2 separate regions of the Homo sapiens genome follow, and region 1 is linked to region 2. A link is an interaction called in ENCODE POLR2A ChIA-PET data of the cell type or tissue named here. Cell type or tissue: OCI-LY7. All regions are shown on one strand. Links, peaks and the distances in the headings refer to the core of each region. The heading gives the core; the rest is flanking DNA.

Region 1 (13,064 bases), core at 3,250-8,249, 75 kb before region 2:
TGCTCTGTCCTTCCTTTTAGAGACATAGTCCATCCTTTAGCCAATAGATTCTGGACCTAAAACTGGCTCATTTCAGGAAAGGAATTGTAATTTTAAAAATTAGAACAGCTGACTTAACCTCCTGATCATCCAAATTTGTTTTTTAGAACTTCTTGTAGAGATATAAATGTTCTGTATCTGTACTGTCCAGTATGGGCCACTAACCACACGTGATTATTGAGCACTTGAAGTGTGGTTAGTGAAACTAGTTTTTAAATTCTATTCAAGTTTAACTAATTAAAATTTAAATGTGAATATCCACATGTGGCTAGTGGCTACTGTATTTGATAATGAAGGTATAGATTTGAGCAGTATTCTTATCAACTGCTATCTTACCACTGGGGGTGCCATATTCATCTCCATAGCTCTCTCATTACAAGAAGTATGCCACCTTGTTTCTGAATGCGGAATGTAACTTATTTGTCTTTATTACTTCCTGATCCTGTCTTCCCTGTTAATATCAAGGACCCCAGTTCTGTAACATCATCTTCTACGATTGGCTGGCCCTGGTCAACATAAAGCAGCAACCACTGAACTCCTCAATGATGCCAGTGCCTCTTGAGTAAACAAGTGTCCTCCAGGTCCTCCTACCCAGCAGTCAGTTGGTAACTTCATAACCTGAAAAAGTATATCCACTCTAGCATTCCTATTTCTCTACACCTTGTGATCCCTTCTCATAATTTGTCAAGCACTTCTACATTACTTAATATATAACATCACTTTTTTTAAAGCTTCCAAGAGCCAACCTATAATATTAGCACTGTCTCCCAGGATTTTTGCCAAGATGCCAACTCCTGTATCATGAGGCAGTGCTGCTATATCAATACTCTTGTGAAACTTTATATCCTGTCTCCCTTGATCCAGCATCTTCATGATGCAATAGTTACTGTATATACTCTTCTAATTAATTCTTGCTGGTACATATTGGCTAGATGTGCAGTCCCCTCAGCATATCATCCCCTTCCTCTCTTAGCAGACTCACTGCTTTCTCAGGGGGTGCTGTGTTGTGACTCATCCTAGTTATTAGTCTCTCAGGAGAGGAGATGGAAAATAATGGGAGGGAAGAGGAAGCAATACCTCTTGTGTTGCACAAGACAGGCTTTTGTATTGTCTTTAAGCAATTAAGAGCACTAGTATTTCAAAGGAGGACTCACTTCTGCAGGCCCAGAGGGTTTAGGGAAATTTGGGATTCCAAGATACTTCAGTGTATAGACCTGAATGTTGTATTCTATGTCTCAGGGTTCCATTTCTTGACAGTAGTTCCATGAGTTTGGATGACACTCAAGTCTTGCCTAAGTTGAGCTGTTCGTCACCTCTGGAACTCTACTATACTTATAATTCATTTATGTAACTGTTCTTCAGCATTTTTTACTTCCGGCTTCAATAAATAAAAATTGCTTTATGTGCTTCCAAGTAGGCCTGTCTTTTAAATTAGTGATTAATCACACTCAACCATTCATTCTCTTTCCCCAATAAATTAATGCCCTGAGCAATATCCATCAAATGCTATTATCCTTATAATTACTACTTCCCTCCAACCTCTCAAATGACCATCTTACTGTACCCCTGCCCACTTCTTAGTGCATTTTTTCCCAAGAGTATTACATTGCAGTTCACAATCAGGAAACTTTCTAACAATGGCGTTGTTTCAGCATACCAAAACACATCCATACTTCATCTATAATTAGTAATGGGATTTTCACGACAGTCTTCAGGTGGATGATCCACCATCAAAATTCTATTTCAGAATTTGCTTACAACTAGTGGCATCAACTTTTTTCGATCAGATTTCCTAGAAAACTGATCTGAGATGGAGAATTGTGTGCTGAAAGTTGTCCCAAATGGAGACATGGGGACAAGACTTGTACATTCGTAGCATCTAGTCATTATATGCAAGTTGATCTCCAAGCAGGGGTACAAGCTTGGGTGGAAAACACTCTTCACCTGAATGCAATTTCTGGGCAAAAAGTCAGCTGTAAACCATCAATAGGCAACTGTGTTTTTTTCAAGTTTTATTTTAGGTTCAGCAGGTACAGGTGCAGGTTTGTTACATGGGTAAATTGTGTGTTATTGGGGTTTGGTGTACAAATTATTTTATCACCCAGGTAGTAAGCATAGTACCCAACAGGTAGTTTTTTCAATCCTCACCCTCCTCCCACCCCTCCATCCTCAAGTAGCCCTTGGTGTCTGTTGTTCCCTTCTTTGTGTCCATGTGTACTCAATGTTTATCTCCCACTTGTGAGAACATGTAGTATTTGGTTTTCTGTTCCTGCATTAATTCACTTAGGATAATGGCCTCCAGCTCCATTCATATTGCTGCAAAGTATATAATTTTGTCTTTTTTGTGGCTGCATTGTATTCAACAGTGTATATGTACCGTATTTTCTGTATCTGGTCCACCATTGGTGGGCATCAAGATTGAGTCCATGTCTTTGCTATTGTGAATAGTGCTGTGATGAACATATGCACACATGTCTCTATGGTATAATGCTTTATATTCCTTTGGGTATGTATGCATTTCTGGGATTGCTGAGTCAAATGGTAGTTCTACTTTCAATTCTTTGAGAAATCTCCAAACTACTTTCCACAGTGGCTGAACTAACTTAAATTCCCACCAACAGTGTATAAGCATTCCTTTTTCTCTGCAACCTCACTAGTATCTATTATTTTTTGACTTTTCAATAATAGCAATTCTAACTGGTTTGAGATGGTATGTCATTATGGTTTTGGTTTGTATTTCTCTGATAATTAGTGACATTTAGCATTTTTTCATATGCTTGTTGGCCTTGTGTATGTTTTCTTTAGGAAAGTGTCTGTTCATGTCCTCTGCCCATTTTTTAACAGGGTTGTTTGTTTCTTGTTGATTTTTTTAAGTTCCCTATAGATTCTCGATATTAGTTCTTCATTGGATGTATAGTTCACAAATATTGTCTCTCATTCAGTAGATTGTCTGTTTACTCTGTTGATAGTTTATTTTGTTGTGCAAAAGCTCTTTGGTCTAATTAGGCCCCACTTGCTAATTTTTGTTTTTGTTGCAATTCCTTTTGGAGTCTTCACAAAATTTTTGCCAGGGCTGATGTCCAGAATGGTATTTCCTAGCTTTTTTTCTAGGATCTTTATAGTTTTAGGTTTTATATTTAAGTCTTTAATCCATCTTGAGTTGATTTTTGTATGCAGTGAAAGCAAGGTGTTTAGTTTCAATCTTTTGCCTATGTCTAGCTAGTTATCCCAGCACCATTTATTGAATAGGAAGTTTTTCCCCTGTTGCTTGCTATTGTTTACTTAGTTGAAGATAAGTTGGTTGTAGGAGTACAGGTTTATTTCTGGGTTCTATAACTTGTTTCGTTTGTCTATATGTCTGTTTTAGTACCAGTACCATGCTGTTTGGGTAACTGTACATTTGTAGTATAGTTTGAAGACAGGTAGTACGATGCCTCTAGCTTTGTTCTTTTTGCTTCTGATTGCTTTGGCTATTGGGGATTTTTCTTGGTTCCAGTTGAATTTTAGAATAGTTTTTTCTAATTCTGTGAAAAATGTTGTTTGTAGTTTGATAGGAATAGCATTGAGTCTGTAAATTGCTGTGGGCAGTATGGCCATTTTAACAGTATTGATGCTTCCTATGCATGAGCATGGAATGTTTTTCCATTTGTTTGTGTCACCTCTGAATTCTTTCAGCAGTGTTTTATAATTCTTATTGTAAGGATCTTTCACCTCCCTAGTTACCTGTATTCCTAGGTATTTTATTCTTTTTGTGGCTGTCATAAACGGGATTGCATTCTTGATTTGGCTTTCAGCCTGGATGTTATTGGTGTATAGGAATGCTGGTGATTTTTGTATGTTGATTTTGCATCCCGAAACTCTGAAGTTGCTTATCAGACCTAGGAGCTCTTGAGCAGAGACTCTGGAGTTTTCTAGGTGTAGAATAATATCATCTGCACAGAGAGATAGTTTGACTTCCTCTCTTCCTATTTGCGTGCCTTTTCTTTCTTACTTTTGCCTGATTGCTCTGACTAGGGCTTTCAGAACTATGTTTAGTAGTAGTGGTGATCCTTGTGTTGTTCTAGTTCTCAAGGGGTTCTTCCAGTTTTTTCCCATTCAGTGTGATGTTGGCTGTGGGTTTGTCATAGATGGCTCTTACTGTTTTGAGGTGTGCTCCTTCAATGCCTCATTTGTTGAGGTTTTAACATGAAGAAATGTTTATTTTATTGAAAACCTTTTCTGTGTCTATTGAGATGATCGTGTGGTTTTTATTTTTAGTTCTGTTTATGTGATGAATTACATTTACTGATTTGCATATGTTGAATCAACCTTGAATCTCAGAAATAAAACCTACTTAATCATGGTGGTTAGCTTTTTGATGTGCTGCTGTATTTGGTTTGATGGTATTGAGGATTTTTGCTTCTACATTCATCAGGGATATTGGCCTGAAGTCATCTTTTTTTGTTGTGTCTCTGCTAGGTTTTGGTATCAGGATGAGTTAGAGAGGAGTCCCTTCTCCTTGATTTTTTGGAACTGTTACAGTAGGATTGGTACCAGTTCTTTATATGTCTGGTAGAATTTGGCTGTGAATCTCTCTGTTCCAGGGCTTTTTTGGTTGTTGGTGGTAGGTTTTCTAAATTACTGATTCAATCTCAGAACCCATTATTGGTCTGTTTGGGGTTTCTATTTCTTCTGGGTTTAATCTTGGGAGATTGTGTATTTCCAAAAATTCATACATATCTTCTAAGTTTTCTAGTTTGCGTGCATACAGGTGTTTGTAATTGTCTCTGGGGTTTTTTTTGTATTTCTGTGGGGTTGGTGGTAATGTCCCCCTGTCATTTCTGATTATGTTTATTAGGATCTTCTTTTTTCTTTATTGGTCTAGCTAGTGGTCTATCAATCTTATTTATTCTTTCAAAGAGTCAACTTTTGGCTTTATCGATCTTTTGTATAGTTTTTTGCATCTAAATTTCATTCAGTTCAGCTCTGATTTTCATTATTTTTTGTCTCCTGCTAGCTTTAAGTTGGTTTGCTCTTATTTCTCTAGTTCTTTTAGTCATGACATGAGTTAAATTGAGATCTAACTTTTTGATTTGGCATCCAGTGTAATAAATTTCCTTCTTAACACTGACTTATCTGTGTTCCAGCAAATCTGGTATATCTTTGTTTTCATTAGTTTCAAAGAATTTCTTGATTTCTGCCTTAATTTCGTTGTTTACTCAAAAGTCATTCAAGAGCAGATTATTTAATTTATATGTAATTCTATGGTTTTGAGAGATATTCTTGGTATTAATTTCTATTTTTATTGTGCTATAGTTTGAGAGTATGGTTGGTATGAATTTGATTTTTTTGAATTTTTAAAAAATTGCTTTATGGCTATGTGGTCTATTTTAGAGTATGTGCCATGTGCAGATAAGAAGTATGTATATTCTGTTGTTGTTGTTGGGTGGAGTATTCTGTAGATGTCTGTTAGCTCTATTTGCTCAAGTGTTGATTTAGGTCCTGAATATCTTTGTTAGTTTTCTGCCTCAATGATCTAATACTGCCAGTAGGGTGTTTAAATCTCCCACTATTAATTTGTGATTTTCTAAGTCACTTTGTAGTTCTCTAAGAACTTGTTTTATGAACCTGGGTGCTCCAGTGTTGGGTGCATTTATATTTAGGATTAGTAAGACTTGTTGAATTGAATCCTTTATCATTCTGTAATGCCCTTCTTTGTCCTTTTTATTCTTGGTTTAATGTTTGTTTTGTCTAAAATAAGAATAGCAACCCCTGCTCTTTTTTTGTTTTCTGTTTGTTTGATAGATATTTCTCCTTCCTTTTACTTTGAGCCAATGGGTGTCATTGCATGTGAGATGGGTCTCTTGAAGGCAGCATACATAGAGTTGAGTCTTGCTTCTTTATCCAAATTCCCACCTTGTGGCTTTTAAGTGAGATATTTAGCCTGTTTACACTTACAGTAATATTTATGTGTGGATTTGACCCTGTTATCATGTTGTTAGCTGGTTTTTATATAGACTTGATTGTGTAGTTGCTTTATAGTGTCAATGGTCTAAGTACTTAAGTGTGTTTTTGTGGTGGCTGGTAACAGTCTTTTGTTCCCACGTTCAACACTCCCTTAAGGACCTCTTGTAAGGCAGGTCTGGTGGTAACAAATTCCCTTAGCATGTGTTTCTCTGGAAAGGATTTTATTTCTCCTTGGCTTACAAAGCTTAGCTTGGCTGGATATATAATTCTTGATTGGAATTTATTTTCTTTGAAGATGCTAAATATAGCCCCCGCACCACCAATCTTTTCCAGCTTGTAAGGTTTCAGCTGAAAGTCCACTGTTAGCCTGATGGGGATCCCTTTGTAGGTGACATGCTTCTTCTCTCTAGTTGTCTTTAACATTTTTACTTTCATGTTAACCTTGGGGAATCAGATGACTGTGTGTCTTGTGAATTGTTGTCTTGTATTTTACAGGGGTTCTCTGAATTTCCTGGATTTGTATGTTGACCTCTCTAGCAAGGTTTGGAAATTTTCATGGACAATATTCTCAAATATGTTTTACAAGTTGCTTGCTCTCTCTCCCTCCCTTTTAGGGATGCTAATGAGTCACAGGTTTGGCCTCTTTACAAGAAATAATCCCATCTTTCTTGTAGGATTTGGTTATTATTTTGAGTTCTTTTTTCTTTAGTTTTGTGTGATTGAGTTGATTTAAAGAACTGGATTTTGAGCTGAGATTTTCTCAGTTTGGTCTATTCTGCTGTTGATACTTCCGATTGTATTCTGAAATTCTTGTAGTCAGTTTTTCAGCTCCATCAGATCAGTTAGTTTGCTTCTTAAAATTTCATCTTTCAACTCTTGAATGGTTTTACTGGATTCCTCAGATTCCTTGGATTGAGTTTCAACTTTCTCTCGAATCTAAATGATCTTAGTTGCCATCCAAACTGTGAATTCTATGTCTGTCATTTTGGTATCATTAAAAACCATTGCTGGAAAGTGAATATGGTCATTTGGAGGAAAGGAGACACTCTGGCCTTCAGAGTTGCCAGCAGTCTTATGCTGGCTTTTGTGTGCGTGTGGACTGATATTCCTTTAATTTTTGATGTTGTTATCCTTTGGTTGGGGCTTTTTGCTTTTACATTTTTTGATGACCTTGAGGATTTAAATATGGCATAAGTTGAGTTTAGTCAACTGGCTTCATTTCTGGATGATTTCAGGAGGCCACGGCTCACCTCAGCCCTCCTGGGCTGTGTGCTCTTACCTTGAGGGGCTGGGACCAGGCCCACAGCTTTGTTCTCTGGCCCCTTGAGGTCAAGCACCTGAGGCACTGCAGGGGCTGAGGTGTTCCTGGTCCACTGGCAACAACACTCCAATGGAGGGTTCCAGCAAAAGCACTTCACTGAGGCAGTGGCAGTAGGTTCCACACATGTACACAAATGGTGGCAGGGTAGTGGGATATGTGTGTGTACATGTGCCAGCAGCAGGGTGCTGCGGTCCACATATGTGTGCTGGCAAAGTGGTGGAGGGAGATTATGGGCGAGTGGGCACCAGTAAAGTGGTGGGGGGAGGCTGCTGGTAGGTGCAGCTGGTGGGGGCCCATCTACCAAAGCTCTCTGACAGGAAGGGTCTGCCAGCAAAAAAGCTATGATGGTGGTTGCTGGGAAGCACCTTGGTTGGGAACCTGAGGCTGCACTGCAAGTGGGTAAGGCCAAGCAGGGACCCTGGGAGAGATCAGCAGACAAGGGGTTACTAAGATCAAATTGTTCTCATCTCATGAGCAAGATAGCCCTGTTCTGTCCATGTCTAACAATCAACAAAGGCCAAAGCCACCTAGAGGAACATGGGGAGCCTTGAGTGTGGGCATCCCTGGCCATGCTCTACTGTAGCCATTACTGTGCCAAACCCTCTGGGCTCCATACTGAATGGAGTCTTGGCCCTGCCAACTCTCTCCAGAAAGTCCTTTCTGCCAGCTCAAATGTCCATGTGGGCAGTGGGGTCTCCTGCAGCTTGAATTCCAGAGGTCCATGCAGAGACTAGGCCGCTTCATGACTATTAAACTCATCCCTTCACCAGGAGCCTCTTGGGGCTAGGAACAAGTCCTGGTTGCTCAGCAACCCCATGCAGGGTTCCCAGCTTCCTCCCACTTCAGCCCAGGCTCTGTGACCTCCCTCTGTTCACTCTCATGCTTTCCTTCTGAAGATCTGGTCAGAGGGTGCCAATCTTCTTGATAGTCTGCTCTCTCAGTGGAAGAAGCTCTTCCTGGCTGCATCTAGTCAGCCATCTTGGCTCTAAACCCTCTGTAACAAGTTTACTTTGTTTTGATATCAATATTATGCTGAGCTCCCAGAACAAGTTGGGGAGTTTTCCTCCACCTCTATTTTCTGAAAAAGCTTAGTCAGATTTATTAAATCAGTGGTTTGCAAACATTTTTGCTTCAACCTCTTTAAATTTTTAAAAATTATTTAGGCTTCCAAAGGGCTTTTGCTTACATGGGTTATGTTTATCTATATATTAAAAACTTTTTAAAACAGAAAAATTTTGAAGTTGATTTTATTTAAAATAGTTATTATAGTATATGTTAACATATGCATAAAATAAGTACATTTTTCAAAAAATTTGTGGAGAGGCATAGTTTTACATTTTTATCAATCTTTTTAATGTGTAGTGTCATAGAAGACAGCTATATTTTTACATCTGTTTCTGTATCCAATCTATGACAATATTGTAAATTACGTGGCCAATGAAAATTTTACTTATGAAATAATAAAAGTGCAAAAGGCATAATTTTGATGTTGCAGGTCCCTAAAATTGTCTTAAGTATTGTAGCTTCAGAATTGCCATTAAAGGATTTTAGAATTCATCAGTGAAATACCTGGGTCTGGAATTTTCTTTGTGAGAAAGTTTTCGACAACAAATTCAGTTCCTTTAATAGATGTAATACTATTTTAGATTGTCTTTTTCTTCTTGTACCCATTTTTGTAAGTTGTGTTAAGGAATTTGTTCATTTGCTTAAGTTGTCAAATGTATTAGCATAAAGTTGTTTATAGCATTCCCTGCTTGTTCCTCTAATGTCAGTGGCAACTCTAGAATGTCTCTCGTTTCCTTCTTGCTATTGGTTGTTATTTTTCTTTTTTTCTTAATCTGTCTAGCTAGTGTTTTCTCAATGTTATTGACTTTGTTAGTTTTTTCCATTGTGTATCTATTATCTCTTTCACAGATTTATCTTTTTTTTTTTTTTTTTTTTTTTGCGACAAGGTCTTTCTGTCACTCAGGCTGGCATGTCCTTACCTATTTCTACTTAAATTTAACTTGATATTAATTTCTAGTTTATAAGGTAGAAACTTAGATCATAATTTTATATATTTCTTTTTTTCTAATAGAAGCCTTTAAAGATAAAATTTCCTCTATCCCTCATTTTAGCTAAATTCCACAAATTTTAATTTCATTACTTTTTAATTCCAAATATTTTTCAATTTCTTCAAACACTAGACTACTTAGAAGTCTGTCGTTAAATTCCCATTCAGTGATTTTCTAATTATCTTTGGCTACTCATTTCTAATTCAGTTCTATTGTAGTCAGACAACATACTCTATATAATTCAATCTTTTGAAATGTATTGAGATTTACTTTGTAGCCCAAAATATGGCCTATCTTGGTGAATATCCAATGTATACTTGACAAAAAAGTGTATTCTATTATTTGGTGTACTCATCTATAAATTTCTACTAAGTTATATTGGTTGATATTGTTGTTCAGATCTTCTATAACTTTTTTTGATTTTTTGGTCTAATTTTATCAATCACTGAGAGAAGAATGTTAAAATATTTAATTATTGCTATGGTCTAAATGCTACCTGCCCTGCAAATTTATATGTTGAAACTTAGTCATCAATGTGATAGTATTAAGATGTGGATCCTATAGGAGATGATTAAGTTATTAAGGCAGAGCCATTATAGATGGGGATAAGGTCCTTATAAAAGGGCTCAATGGAGTGAATTTGCTCTCTTCCACTCTTCTGACACCTGAGGACACAACATTGAAGGCACCATCTTGGAAGCCTCACCAGTTACCAAATCTGCTGGTGCCTTGATCTTAGACTTCCCAGCCTTCAAAACTGTGAGGAAATAAATTTCTGGTTTTTTATAAATTACCCAGTCTCAGGTATTTTGTTTTAGGAGCACAAAGGGACTAAGACTATGGTTCTGCATTTGGCTACTTCCCTATTTCTGTTTTTGCTTCATAATTTTTAAGTTATGTTATTAGATGCATATGTATTTAGAATTGTTATATCTTCCTAATAAACTAGAACTTTTCTCATGCTGAAATTTCCACTTTATGTCTTGAAGTCTACTTTTTCTTATTACTATAATCACAACAGCTTTCTAATGATTAGCATTTGCGTGTTATATATTTTAATGCTCTTACTTTCTACCTATTTATATCTTTATATTTAAATTGTCTTTCTTATAGCACAGAGTGATGTCTTTTTGGAAAATCTAATCTGATAATCTCTTGCTCAGATTCCTCATTGACTTATTTATTATGCTCATCTTTTACTTTAGGTCTTTGAACATATTTATACGTTCTCATTTTTAGGTCTGCTAACTCCAACATCAATGCTATCTCAGCATGTTTTCCCCCCTAATAATGTGTCATATTTTCTTGCTTCATCACTTATCTAGTACATTTTTATTGAATGTTGACATTATGTTACATACGTTGTTGAGAGTCCAGATTATGTTTTCTAAGGGGGTCCAGATTTGTTCCAGCAACTTATGGATCCTTTTAACCATGTCAAGCTGGATTTTTTTCTTTGGTAGTTTGGGTCTATTTTGGTTTTGCCTTAGTCCTAGAATGTGGCTGTTACTCTAGAGTATGGTGTATACCATAAGGTTTGGCCTTTTGGGATTTAAAGTGAATATATGAGATACTCAGTGAGATCTCTCCATTATAGCTAGATTAGAACTCCAACATTATCTAGCATTGCAATTTAATTGCATGACTTCTGGTGTCTTCTTTCAGCCATCAGCCATTCAGGAGCTTCTCCTGGATACTCTTCCTCCCCATGCAGCTCCCAGCTGTCTGGTACCCTTTCCTGCTAATTCTCATCAATACAGCAGCCCCTAAATCTGACCTCAGCCTCTTTCATTCAGCAAAGCTGCCCTCTGCTTTGCTTCCAGAAGCTTGTGTCAGTTGATGATAAGTGTCTTCAGGGAGAAAGCCCAGGCAGATATCAGGCTCAACTTATGTGTTTTCCTTCTCTCAATGTTTACGACCTTGCCATTCCTGCGTCCAATTACTGAGAATAATGCCTCAGATGACTTGTCTCATTGTTAATGGCAGAACAAGTCTGGTACCAGTTACTCTGGTGTTGCCATAAGTAGAAGTCCCAGCACATCTTTTTAAAAAAATACTATTTAATTAATTATACTTCTGGATTTAACATCAACCCATTTTATCACATGAATCAAGCTTTGAGATTCTAAGAAAGTGAAATTTTTAGTGCTGAAACAATACCATCACTTAACTTCTCTGATAGCACGCTCAACTCGTAAGGACTCTCGGATTTTTTAAAACCCTGAACCCTCTTGTATTTGATTGAATGACTTAGAACTTTTCAGCAATTTCTGTGCCTGTTTCACATCTTTTTTCTGTTCAGTTAGTTAGTATTATTTATGCTCATATTATTCTATAACGTCTGCAGTTGCTTCCTTTGATCGTCCCTTTCTTTTGAATACCATTTTATTTCCTCCCCGAACTCATTCATAACCTCTACTTTCTATTTTAGTGTGCATACACACACACACACACGCAAATATATATATATACGCATACATACACACACACACACACACACACACAACACTCACTGTAAGCCAAGACTGTGTTAGGTATTATAAATTTATAAATAAAGCAAACTACAAAAAAAGATAAGATCCCTAGCTGTTATGAGTTATATATTTTATAGTTCTATAGGATATGTCTTTTTTAAAAATTTTATTATTATTATACTCTAAGTTTTAGGGTACATGTGCACATCGTGCAGGTTTGTTACATATGTATACACGTGCCATGTTGGTGTGCTGCACCCATTAACTCATCATTTACCATTAGGTATATCTCCTAATGATATCCCTCCCCCCTCCTCCCACCCCACAACAGTCCCCGGTGTGGGATGTTCCCCTTCCTGTGTCCATGTGTTCTCATTGTTCAATTCCCACCTATCAGTGAGAACATGCGGTGTTTGGTTTTTTGTCCTTGGCATAGTTTGCTGAGAATGATGGTTTCCAGATACATCCATGTCCCTACAAAGGACATGAATTCATCATTTTTATGGCTGCATAGTATTCCGTGGTGTATATGTGCCACATTTTCTTAATCAAGTCTATCACTGTTGGACATTTGGGTTGGTTCCAAGTCTTTGCTATTGTGAATAGTGCCGCAATAAACATACATGTGCATGTGTCTTTATAGCAGCATGATTTATAATCTTTTCGGTATATACCCAGTAATGGGATGGCTGGGTCAAATGGTATTTCTAGTTCTAGATCCCTGAGGAATGGCCACACTGACTTCCACAAGGGTTGAACTAGTTTACAGTCCCACCAACAGTGTAAACGTGTTCCTATTTCTCCACATCCTCTCCAGTACCTGTTGTTTCCTGACTTTTTAATGATTGCCATTCTAATTGGTGTGAGATGGTATCTCATTGTGGTTTTGATTTGCATTTCTCTGATGGCCAGTGATGATGAGCACTTTTACATGTGTTTTTTGGCTGCATAAATGTCTTCTTTTGAGAAGTGTCTGTTCATATCCTTTGCCTACTTTTTGATGGGGTTGTTTTTTTCTTGTAAATTTGTTTGAGTTCATTGTAGATTCTGGATACTGGCCCTTTGTCAGATGAGTAGGTTGCAAAAATTTTCTCCCATTCCGTAGGTTGCCTGTTCACTCTGATGGTAGTTTCTTTTGCTGTGCAGAAGCTCTTTAGTTTAATTAGATCCCATTTGTCAGTTTTGGCTTTTGTTGCCATTGCTTTTGGTGTTTTAGACATGAAGTCCTTG
Region 2 (13,064 bases), core at 4,318-9,317:
TAGGGCCAGGGCAATTAGGTAAGGAAATGAAACAAAACATATCTAGATTGGAAGGGAGGAAATAAAACTATTTCTATTTGCAGATGACATAATATCGTAAAAAGAAAATCCTAAGGAATCCACTAAAAATCTATTAGAACTAATAAATGAGCTCATCAAAGTTGTGGGATATAAGAACAATATACAAAAATCTACTGTATTTAGGCACTAGCTATGAAAACTCAAAATACAAAACTAAGAAAAATATTACATTTATAATGGCATCAAAAAGAATAAAATGGAGACTGGGTATGGTGGCTCATGCCTGTAATCTCAGCACTTTGGGAGGCCAAGGTGGGAGGACTGCTTGAGCTCAGGACTTTGAGACGAGCCTGGGCAACATGGTGAGACCCTATCTCTACAAAAAATACAAAAATTAGTCAGCTGTGATGCCGTGTACCTGTTGTCCCAGCTACTTGGGATGCTGAGATTGAAGGATCTCTTGAACCCGGGAGGTTAAGGCTGCGGCAAGCTATGATCACACCACTGCACTCTAGCCTGGGCAACATAGTGAAATCCTGTCTCAAAATAAATAAATAAATAAAATAAAATAGAAATAGAAATAAATTTAACAAAGAAATATAAAGCATTGCTGAATGTTACTTGAGAAAATGTAAGTGGAAGACACTCCAAGTTCATGGATAAGAAGATTTAATATTGTTAAGATGGTAATATGCCCCAAATTAATCTACAGATTCCATGCAATTCATATCAAATTTTCAGCTAGGCTTTTACAGATATAGACAAGCTGATCTTGAAAATCATATGGAAACTCAAAGAACCTGGAATAGCCAAAAACAATCTAGAAAAGAATAAACAAAATTGGAGAACTCTGATTTTCCAATTTCCAAATGTCATACAAAGCCACAGTAATCAAAACTGAATGGCACTGACACAAGGGTAGTGAAATGATTTTCATCAAGAGTGCCAAGACAATTCAATGGTGAAAGAATAGTCTTTTCAACAAATGATACTAGGACAACTGGAGAGTCATATGCAAAACATAAAGTTGAATCCCTTCTTCATATTATACACAAAAATTAATTCAAAATAGATCATATCTAACATCACTCCTAAAGGAACTAGAAAAACAAGAATAAACTAACCAAAAATCTAGCAGAAAAAACAAGTAAAATTAAAAGAGAATTGAACAAAACTGATATCAAAATTCTTAGAAATTATCAAAACCAAAAGTTTGCTCTTTGAAAGGATAAACAAAATTCATAGATCAGTAGCTAGATTAACAAAGAAAAAAGGACAGAAGATCCAAATAAGCACAATCAGAAGCAACAAAGGTAACATTACAACCGATGCCACAGAAATACAAAAGATCCTCAGAGACTCTTATAAACACCTCCATGTACGCAAATTAGACTATCTAGAGGAAATAAATTTCTGGCAACATATAACCTTCTAAGGTTGAACCAGAAAGAAACTGACCAGATCAATATCAAGTTCTGAAGTTGACTCAGTAATAAAAAACTTACCAACCCAAAAAAGCCCCAGACCAGATGAATTCACAAATTCTACCAGACATACAAAGAAGAGCTGGTACCAATCCTAATGAAATTATTCCAAAAAAACGAGGAGGAGGGACTCCTCCCTAACTCATTCTATGAAGCTAGCATCACGCTGATACCAAAACACAGCAGAGACACAATGAAAAATGAAAACTGCAGGCCAATATTCCTAATGAACACAGATGTAAAAATCCTCAACAAAATACTGGCAAACTGAGTCTGGCAGCACATCAAAAAGTAAATTAATGTCTGGGTGCGGTGGCTCATGCCTGTAATCCCAGCACTTTGGGAGGCCAAGGTGGGCAGATCACAAGGTCAGGAGATCGAGACCATCCTGGCTAACACAATGAAACCCCGTCTCTACTAAAAAAAAATACAAAAAATTAGCTGGGCATGGTGGCAGGCACCTGTAGTCCCAGCTACTCACGCTGAGAATAGTGTGAACCCGGGAGGTGGAGCTTGCAGTGAGCCGAGATCATGCCACTGCATTCTAGCCTGAGCGACTGAGCCAGACTCTGTCTCAGAAAAAAAAAAAAAAAAAAAAAAGGAAATTCACCACAATCAAGTAGGCTTCATTCCTGGGATGCAAGGATGGTTCAACATATGCAAATCAATAAATGTGATTCACCACATAAACAGAATTAAAAACGAAAATTATATGACATAGAAAAAGCTTTCAATAAAATGCAACATACCCTTATGACAAAAACTCTCAACAACTTGGCATCAAAGGAACATGTCTCAAAATAATAAAAGCCATCTATGACAAACCCACAGCCAACATCATACTGAACGGGCAAAAGCTAGAAGCATTTCCCTTGAGAACTGGAACAAGAAAAGGATGTCTACTCTCACCACTCCTATTCTATGTAGTACTAAAAGTACTAGTCAGAGAAGTCAGGCAAAAGAAATAAATAAAGAGCATCCAAACAGGAAAAGAGAAAGTCAAGTTAACTCTCTACACTGATGATATGATTCCATACCAATCAGTTAAAAAAAAAAAAAAAAGAGAGAGAGATTCTATCCCTAGAAAACCCTAAGAACTCTGCCAAAATGTGCCTGTAACTGATCAATGACTTTGGTAAAGTTTTAGGAAACAAAACCAATGTAGAAAAATCAGTAGAATTCCTATACAGCAATAATGTTCAAAGTGAGAGCTAAATAAAAAAATGCAATCCTATTTACAATAGCCACAAAAAAAAATACCTAGGAATACCTCTTAATCAAGGAGGTGAATGATCTCTATAGGAGAACTATAAAATACTACTGAAAGAAATCACAGGTGACACAAACAAATGGAAAAAACTTCCATGCTTCTGGATTGGAAGAATCAATGTTCAAATGGCCATACTGTCCAAAGCAAACTACAGATTCGATGCTATTCCTATCAAATTACCAACATCATTTTTCACAGCATTAGGAAAAACTACTATAAAATTCATAGAAACCAAAAAAAGAGTGTGACTAGCCAAAGCAATCCTAAGCAAAAAGAACAAAGCTAGAGGCATCACATTTCTCAACTTAAAACTATACTGCAAGGCTATAGTAACAAAAACAGCATGGTATCTATAAAAAATCAGACACATAGACCAATGGAACAGAATAGAGAATCCAGAAATAAAGCTGCACAGCTGCAGCCTGATCTTTGACAAAGTGCACAAGAATTAGCAATGAGAAAAGGACTCCCTATTCAATAAATGGTTCTGGGATAGCTGGCTAGGCTTATGCAGAAAAATGAAACTCGACCCCTACCTTTTACTATATACAAAACTTAACTCCAGGTGGATTAAAGGCTTAAATGTAGGACTTCAAACTATAAAAACCCTAGAAGAAACTCTAGGAAATACCATTCTGAACATCAGCCTTGGGAAATAATTTATAACTAAGTCCTTAAAAGCAACTGCAACAAAAAGAAAAACTGACAATTGAGAACTAATTAAAGAGCTTCTGTACAGCAAAAGAAACTATGAATAGAGTACACTGACAACCTACAGAATAGAAGAAAGTATTCACAAACTATGCATCTGACAAAGGTTTAATATCCACGATCTATGAGGAACTTAATTCAACAAGCAAAAAACAAATAACCCCATTAAAAAGTAGGCAAAAGACATGAACAGACACTTCTTCAAAGAAGACATATAAATGACCAACAAACATATGAAAAATGCTCAACATCACTAATCATTAGAGAAATGCAAATCAAAACCACAATGAAATACTATCTCACACCTGTCAGAATGGCTATAATGAAAAAGTCAAAAAATAACAAGCAAGACAGTGAGAAAAAGAGAACACATATACGCTGTTGGTAGGAATGTAAATTAATTTAACACTGTGGAAGGCAGCATGGAGATTTCTCAAAGAACATAAAACAGAACTACCATTTGACCCAACAATCCCATTACTGGGTGTATACCCAAAGGAAAATAAATCCAAAAAGATACATGCACTCATATGTTCTACCAAAAAGACAGTGCTATTCACAATAGCAAAGACATGGAATCAACCTAGGTGTCCATCAACAGTGGATTAGATAAAGAAAATGTGGTATATATCCACCATGGAATACTACACAGCCATAAAAAAGAATGAAATCAAGTTATTTGTGGCAACGTGAATGCAGCTGGAGGCCATTATCCCAAGTGAATTTACTCAGGAACAGAAAACCAAACACCATATATTGTCACTTGTAAGGGAGCTAAGCATTGGGTACACATGGACATAAAGATAGAAACAATAGGCACTGAGGACTACTAGAATGGGAAGAGAGGTAGAGGGGCTGAAAAAGTACCTACTGGGTGTTATACTCACTGCCTGGATGATGGGATCATTTGTACTCCAAACCTCAGCATCATGCAGTATACCCATGTAACAAACCTGCACGTGTACCCTCTGAATCTAAGACAGAAGTTGAAATTATAAAAAAAAGATAAATGAATTGAATTTTAGCTTTAAAAAATGCATCATATACCTAAATATAAGGGCTAAAACCATAAAATTATTAAAGTATGAGAATAAGTGTGGCTACAGTTAACAATATTGCATTTTATATTCCAAAATCGCTAGACGAAGGGATGTTGAATGTTTTCACCATAAAGAAATGATAAATGTATAAGATTATGGTCATGTTAAATACTCTGCTTTGGTTCTCACACATTGTTTAAATGTATCAAAACTGTACCCCATAAATATGTACAATTATTATGTGTCAATAAAAAACAAAGGAGAAAAGAAAGTATGGGAGTACATCTTCATGACCATGGATGAGGTAAAGCCTTCTTAGATATGACACTGAAAGCATAAGAAACAAAAAATAAAATGGGTAAATTGAACTTGTTTAAAATTTAAAACTTTTGTACATGAAAGGATACTTTTAAGAAAGTGAAATGGCAACCCACAGAACAGGATAAACTAATATGCAAATCAGATAAGGGTCTAGTATCCAGAATATATAAAAAGAACTCTTACAGTTCAATAATAAAAATGCAAATGGCCCAATTTAAAAATTAGCAAAGGACTTGATAAATATTTCTCCAAAGAAGATATACTAATAGCCATCTTGAAGCTTTTTTACCAGCTGATTCTCAATAATTTTTGTCTTTCCTCCACTCTTGCTTTCGCATTGCCCTGGCTACACCCCAAAAGGGGACATCACAAGAAATTGTACCCTTTGAAATCTGAAGTACTTTCATCCCAGTGTCTCATCACTAACTGTGCCTACTTCATTGCTTTTTCAACCTCCTGAGCCCTCTCATCTCTTTTTTCCAGTCTATCAATGCTTCTTCTGCATACACACATAAATACACACACAAAGGAATGATGCTGGGTATTATATCCCTAGTGATGGACAAATAAACAAGGTGAAAATGATGACAATGATGACAATGATTCTGATAAACGCATACCAGTAAGTGATCAAGGGCCTCCCTGGAGTAAACCCCATCCCGCCGGGTGAGAACGTACTTCACCCCCTTTCCAAAATCAACAGAACCTGATCAAAGCAAAAGGATTTGTTATCCCTCAAGAAACCTCCTAGTAGCTGATGGCTTTGCCAGTGTTATTGTTCTAAGCCCAATCACTTCAGATAAAATTATGATGCCACATTCTGAGACCTAAAGTATTTCCCTTCTCTGCTAACTTTGTCTCCTTTTCTCCCTCACCCTCCCTTGAAAACCCCTTTCTTTCTTAGAGTTCCCCCCACCCTCTGTGTCTTCTTCATCTTGGCTGGGAACACATGCTGGTCCCTCTGAGGGAAATGTCCGTTTAGCAGCCCTTGTTTCTCCGTGTGTTTTTGGTCTCCGTAGGCTGCTCCTATAACTTCTCCATACCTGCTCTCTAGACAGCTGATACTTATCAGTAGTGAAAACCTGCCCCAATGTGATAAATATAATTTTTGTCTGCTTGGCAGCAGGTTACACACAAGGAAGTGCACAGAAAGTTGCTAAAAGGCACATATTCCCAGGGTTACCTGGCTAACAAGCAACGATAAGGGAAGAAGAGATCAAATGAATTGGATAAATGCAGTAAAGAGAGAGAGAAGAGCTCAATGTATGATAAATTGTCAAAGATGCAGGTTTTGAGAAAAATGGACCAACTTTATTAAAGAAGATTTTAAAAGTTGTTTAGATTTGGTAACTCTCATCTTTAAAAAAAATACATAAAAACAAAACATTTCTTGAATTTCCCGCTAAAAAGTTTAAATCATTACAGTTCTGTTTTGTTAATTTTTGCAATACTTAAACAAAAAATGGCATAAAAAGCCCCACCTTAAAAGACCGTGTTCAGAACTGTTTTCTTTGTCCCTCTCATGTTCATACCAGTTGGTGTCCTCTTTCTGCAGGGGCCTTATATCTGTTCTGAGCCACATCATTGTGTAAATGCTCTGAAGTATGAGGTAGGAGTGGCTCCCTGGCAGTGGTCTCTGTTTGCATGCCCACAGTGATTCTAGAAAACATCTGGGCCATATGGTGCTCAAGTCCCGGATGCCAATTTGGATGTACTGAAAGAAGAACTGAAACATAGAAGTAGAGATGCCAAGCAGAAACCAGGGTAAGAGCAGGCAAAGTTTCTTAGGTTCTTCTCTTGGTGGGGGGACCTCAAACCCTACCAGACCACCCAGCATTGCAAAAACCTTCCTGGCAGGGCTGCAATCTGGAAGTGCAATTCCACACCTCACCCTAACCCAGGTCTGAACTACCACCCAAGGGGCAGGGGTCAAAGCTTCCCATTCATACCCACGTTCTCTGATTTGCAATCTTACCCTCAGCCTCCGTGTTGTCATTCAATTCAGAGAAAGCCTTTCAACGAGGCCACAGAGGTCACGGAGACGACTCAAGCTCTTGCGAAGGCGGAGTTTCCCATTTCCTGACTTAACATCTGCCACTCAGTTTGAGGCTCTCTTTCTTCCTCTTAGCTTTAAAGAAGAAAAATTATTGAATAGCCCAGGGCTAGGGGTAGCAAAAAAATCTCATTACTTCTTCTCTGCTGTCTTCTCTCAGGATGCATTTCCTAGTCAATATTCTTGCAACAAATCATTTTTAATTTGAAAGTCACACTCCTCCATAAAAATGTACACAAATATTAGGAGGCTAGGCAGGGAATTGCTGTGCTCAGCATATTGTAAATACAAGAACTGTTTCCCTAATGCAAGAGGCATAAATTATCAATTTATCTTTCCATGGCTGTCTCATCTGGTTATAAATGATAGCAGAGTTTTAACTAAATATAAATATTGAAGTTCATTAAACAACTAAGATTTCATCCAAAAACAAAAACAAAACAGTAGAAAACTGGGGCTTATGTCGCATCTAAGCAAATGAAAGCAGGGTAAAAATTGGTTTAAGTTAAAGAAAATAATATTTAAATGTTGCTTGGAAGTTGATTTAAAAAACAAAGTAAACCTAAAGACTTGAATAAAGATGAAAATGACCTTTAAATTATTTTTACTTTATTGCAAATAGAATTAAAACTAGTTATTGGCCCGGCACGGTGGCTCACGCCTGTAATCCCAGCACTTTGGGAGACTGAGGCAGGCAGATCACCTGAGGTCAGGAGTTCGAGACCCACCTGGCTAACATGGTGAAAGCCCATTTCTGCTAAAAATATAGAAAAAAAAATTAGCTGAGCATGGTGGCATGCGCCTGTAATCCCAGCTACTCTGGAGGCTGAGGCAGGAGAATTGCTTAAACCTAGGAGGCAGAGGTTGCAGTGAGCTAAGATCACGACATTGCACTCCAGCTTGGGCAACAAGAGTGAAAAACTCCACCTCAAAAAAACTAGTTATTTACTTGCAAATAATTACTGAGATTCTATGAAGTTTAATTCTGCAAGTAATATTTGTATGTTGCTTATCATAGACTAAAGTAGGAAGAATGAAAGTTATTTTTGTGTTTTTCCATGGACTTAGAGAACACAGTCTGAGAGATACTCCACGAGTGAGTTCAAGTAAAGGAGGATCAGTGTTTTACATTTCTGAATATGAATGTGGGTGGAGTGTGTGTAAGTGTATGCATTTATGTGAGGGGTAGGTGTACATAAATAAAAACACTTTAAGATTTTATTTACTTCTGTAGAGTTTGAAGTTTTGAAATCAAGCATATATGTAGGCAAAATGAAAAAAATTAATATAACATCTCTGCAAATCATTTGAGAATTGAGAAGACATCTTAGTAATTATCTCTTCCTCCCCTAAATTTACCCATAAGCCAGTGAAGACCCAGAGGCAGCAAGCGGTTCTCATTCAATCTATGGTGTAGAATTCAGGCAGCCTCTTCATGATGCTATTTTCATGGTGCAGTCTTCTCAGGGCCTTCCTAGTTTTTGTTTGTTTCCACTTAACATTTTAATTTTTTTAATAAAAAACAAAGTATAAGAGCAGAACCAAGTAGAATCCATATGAAAGAAAACCCATTTCTGCATGATTGCTGTAAATTGTAGATCCTTTGCCCTCAGGTGAACATGTCAGTGATCAAGCATTCATGTAAGCAACAAAGCTCACTTCAGAAAGACTCACATTTTAATTTACTTTGAACATCTTAAAGATGCTCCACATGTATACAAATGAGCACCTTTTATTCTTTTATGCTTATGAGAAATCTTTAATTCTTATGAAAAACACTACTTTTGTGTAAAAAAAAGTTGGTTATTTTTTGCTAATAAAGAAGTACTTTATTAAAAACTTTTTGTCAAAAAGAAAGAAAGAAAGAAAATGCCAAGTGGGTTATTTACTCTAGGTCTTTACGGGAGGCTACAAAACCAACCAGCAAGTATCAATTACAGATGGTGGCAGGGGAAAACTGAAGCATCAGAGACAGAAAAGCAGTTCTGAGTGTCAAGCATGAGGGATGAAGCAAGACTATAAATAGGCAAACAAGTCAAGAGGTTGCACAGTGAATGCAGGAAACAGCTTTGGGAAAGAGAATGGGAGTCCCAATTTTGTGTGGCTTTGGCTATGTGGCAAAGAGCGTTCAGAATATTTGTACATCCTCCTCGAAGCCTCTGGAGGATTCAAGGAGAAAAAGTAGAAAACATTCACCCCAGTACTTCCTTTACATCATCTCCATTGATTGCACATAATACATACTGCCCTAGTCTTTGATCATTTTGTGTATTGGTTAGATAACATTTGCTCTGTGGATTGCCTTCCTCAATTAGATTATAAGCAGTTTATAAACAAAGGCTATATTTTACACAATGCAACCATCATGATGCCTAATGAACCTGTTTAATAATAGGCACTTACAGTATTTCTTTATAAATTACCAAATAAATTAATAGCAGGACTTTTGCAAGATATTATTTGATTATCCACCCAAAATCCAATCATATATTTATTGTGCACCTATTACGTATAAACTATTGGCATAGATGCAGGGGATAAAGAAATAAACCAGGAAAAAAAAAAAAAAAGAATTTCACCCTATGTGAGGCAGTCAAGCAAACACATCTTTATATCATTGGCTAGTGCCATACCTAGAAGCAGTGAAAGCTGAAAACAGGGTAACCAATCTCTTCACAGAAAGTCTAGATGGGGTTATCAGGGAAGGCTTCACAGAAGAGGTGACTTTTTTTCCCGAGTTTGAAAGCTAATTAGGAGATTTTTAGAAGGACAAGGTGTGGAAGTATGTAATACAACTCTTTAAGTGTGTCTCCATCCCAGAATTCTTGGGTTTAAAATGGTGAAGAATGATGCTGGAAAATAGGCATGGACCAGACTGCGAAGAGGCTTAGATGCCACAAGAAGAAGTTAATCATCATCTCATGAGGCAGTCATTCCTAGACTTTTGGATTTTACAGACCAGTGAATTTCAAAGACATTTTAAGATGGCCAAGTTTTTATGTTGCCAAATTAAATCATTTTTTTCAAACATACATTTGCAAACATCAGCATTTCATTTTAGAACATGGTTTTTAAAAAATACCAGAAAGTAGGAAGGACGTAAGTCGCAGAAAAAAACAGTCCCTTAAAAGTAGTCAATTTATTTCTATGAACAGAAAAGCCCCAACAATTTTTTTTTAAGTTTCGATACATTGAAACTTTTATCACAGAATGGTTCTCATTCCATGAACCTGAATCTGAGAACCTCAGATGTAGCCAATGAGGAACCAATAAAAAATATCAAGTAAGAGAATTACAGAAACTTTTTTTTTACAAATAAAAATAACTCACATTCCATTTGGACCATTAGCTATGTGTTCCACAAATATTTCTATTTTATATAATTGCCTATTTCATTGTCTTAACAATATGGAGACCAGGATGTCAAAGGAGCATTAAGCATGTGGTGACAGCTATATTGAGGGCAGCAAACCCAAGGGAGATCAGATGTGGGCTTCAGATTCCACATACACTGCTAAATTTCCTCATGGAGGCAGAGTAAAGTAATCCAGAAAGTCACATCACACTCCTCAGAAAATGCTGTACTTAAACCACCCAGAAAATATTTGAAAATATAAAATTCTAAATAATTCTGAGACATAAATCTCGATCATTTTGCTCAGATATCAATTTGATGTGTTTATTGGTTTGTTCATTTTTGCCCTTTTAACTCCACAGAGGAGCCCAAGTAGCCACACTTCAAGGGATCTTGCATTTTTATGATTAATGGTGACATATAACCCAAAATCAGAGAAATGCAAAGTGATAGATGAAATTCTAAAGCTCTACAAGTTCAGTCCACTTGGAATTCACATCAAAATGTATGGAGGCATATCCCAGGCTCATGCTGAAACAGCTAAATTGGGCAGTAAATCTAATGAGAGTTCAGCACATGAATTCTCTGGTATTTCCTGTCTTTAATTTGTCTGGAAATACTTCAAGGATAGCTTTTCTTATATTTCAGAACATGCTGTTGTAAAATGAGGACACATAGAAGATATTTGGTTTGTATTAATAAAGTTGGTTGATATTTGGCTCAAGATTAGTTGTTATATTATTGAGACCAATTAATATATCCCCTAACCAAAGAAAACTCTTCACAAATAGCAAAAAACTATTTTGCAAGGCAACATAAGGTATTCTTTAATTTAAAAAAAAATACTACTTACAAACCCAAAGTTATATCATATGGCAGAAATTCATAGAGACAGAAATAACATCATTTTTAGCTGGATGAACAAAACTTTTTTCCCAAAGCCATCAAACTCTTCATATTCAGTGTACAATGCTTTTTTTTTTTAATCATTTCCCTGCTCCCATTTTCCCTTTCTCATTTTGGATAGCTCAAATGTCAAAATTCATTGACTCTGCAATCTATACCTGGTGCCCTCAAAATGATATGTGCACATTTTTCTTAGTCCAGTGGTTTATTCCTTTGAGGGGAAGTATCTGTAATCTACAAGCATACAAGGAGAGGCATGACATAACAAATGAACAACAAAGAACTTACTTAATCATTCACGTTGCTAATGTACTTGACTAACTGATAAGCCTCCATCCCCATCTTTTTTTTCAAACTCTGTTGGGATACAATCTGGGATTTGGTAAATGATTCTAGTTAGTTTAGTGGCTGTCCTGTATAAACCTTATGCCAGCCTCTTGGCAAATAGTAAATTTGAGCTTCTCAGGGAAATAATCATCTAGTGGACTTCATACATGGGTAGTTTCATGTTTTGTGGAATCTAAAGCTTATACAACTTGGAGATCCACCTTTAGGAAAAAGAATATAAAATTACAAACACAAAACTAGGCACAAATTAGGTGCATTTTAGAATGAGAAAGGGAATCACAAGAAATTTTCAGTCTTGGAGATTTCTTCTGAGACCTCCCATCAGAAATGCTTAATAAAATGTTTCCAGATTGCAACCTGACTTTCCCTGCCCACTTAGAATGCAACCAGCAGCTCCCACATCACCAGGGCTGCTGCAAGTGAGGGGCCCTTTATCTTATGAAAAAGTGTTCAAGAATAAAGTAAGACTTTTGCAGTTCTTACTGACTTTTACAAGCCTTTGAATGGGGCTGAGTCAAACTATTTGAATTTAGAAGACTGATGTTAGGTTGGGTGTGGTGGCTCATGCCTATAATCCCAGGACTTTGGGAGCTGATTTGGGAGGATTGGTTGAGGCCAGGAGTTCAAGACCAGCCTGGCCAACATAGGGAGACCCTCATCTCCACACACACAAAAAAAAATAATAAATTTTTAAAAAATGGCATTGATGTCTCTTCAGAATTTTATGAGAGTACTACCTAGCATAAGAGAAAAGGACGGTAGGAAAGATCTCTTGACTGGGCAGTTAACAATTGCCAAACAATTAAAACAAAGACAGATTTTGCCTTTTCTCCTAGTCTGATAACCATTTTTCATTACTTATCCAGCTATCAAGGGCCAACCTTCCTTCAACCAACCAACCTAAAAAGATTAGAAAATCAACAATTCCCTTACACATAATTAATATAGTTTTAATAAGAGAGTCTAGGGGTGACTTTAATTTAAAAACAGAAAACGGTCCTACTATTTAAATATTACCACAAAGAAGGACCTTGATGATTCTAAAACCTAAAGTCAACCATTCTGCAACCAAATTAATAAATTTGTATGATTCTCTCCAACTTGTAACTAGTTTATGGATAATTATTTTCACATGATAAATCTCTCCATTTGGTAACTTTGGGTTATATTTTGCAAATAATTACTTCAGAAGATATACCAAGAAGTGTCAGGGATATAAAAATACAGTCAAGATGACTAGTACATACAAATCACTGTAGCTTTGGAAAAAGGCATCAGATTTTGGAATTGTGTTTTTTCATTTGTTTGCACTTTGGTGACGGTTTAAAATTGATTTTGATGAAGTGAGAGTCCAGTCCTGCCAGTGTGAGCCTCTTAGACTTGTAGGTATCCACGCATTCAAGCACATATCCTTGTGAAACCCTTAATTTTCACAGCTAGAGGCCTACCTACCTCCACAATGCATACGCATACACACACACACACGTACACACATCCCCACACACCAAAGCTTGGCAAACGGTTAAGGTGTATGATTTTCTACTTATTCTGCATC

Evidence for each region. ChIA-PET counts read pairs that join two places held together with the same protein. Peaks named below come from ENCODE experiments on the same cell type or tissue, not always from the same donor. Only the 100,000 strongest peaks of a DNase experiment are listed, where the experiment ranks them.
Region 1: POLR2A ChIA-PET joins it to region 2 with 5 read pairs; 3 of 35 experiments call an interaction of 5 or more read pairs at or near these places.

What each region holds. Positions count from the first base shown.
Region 1 is chr2:160,771,550-160,784,613 of GRCh38, reverse strand. No RefSeq gene overlaps it. Among named protein-coding and RNA genes, the nearest start is that of RBMS1, 280 kb to the right of the region's middle. In OCI-LY7, for the core only: no CTCF peak of the experiment used is centred there; no DNase peak of the experiment used is centred there.
Region 2 is chr2:160,697,918-160,710,981 of GRCh38, reverse strand. No RefSeq gene overlaps it. Among named protein-coding and RNA genes, the nearest start is that of RBMS1, 210 kb to the right of the region's middle. In OCI-LY7, for the core only: no CTCF peak of the experiment used is centred there; DNase peaks (open chromatin) are centred at 6,501 and 6,891; H3K4me3 peaks cover 1,375 bases; H3K27ac peaks cover 1,944 bases.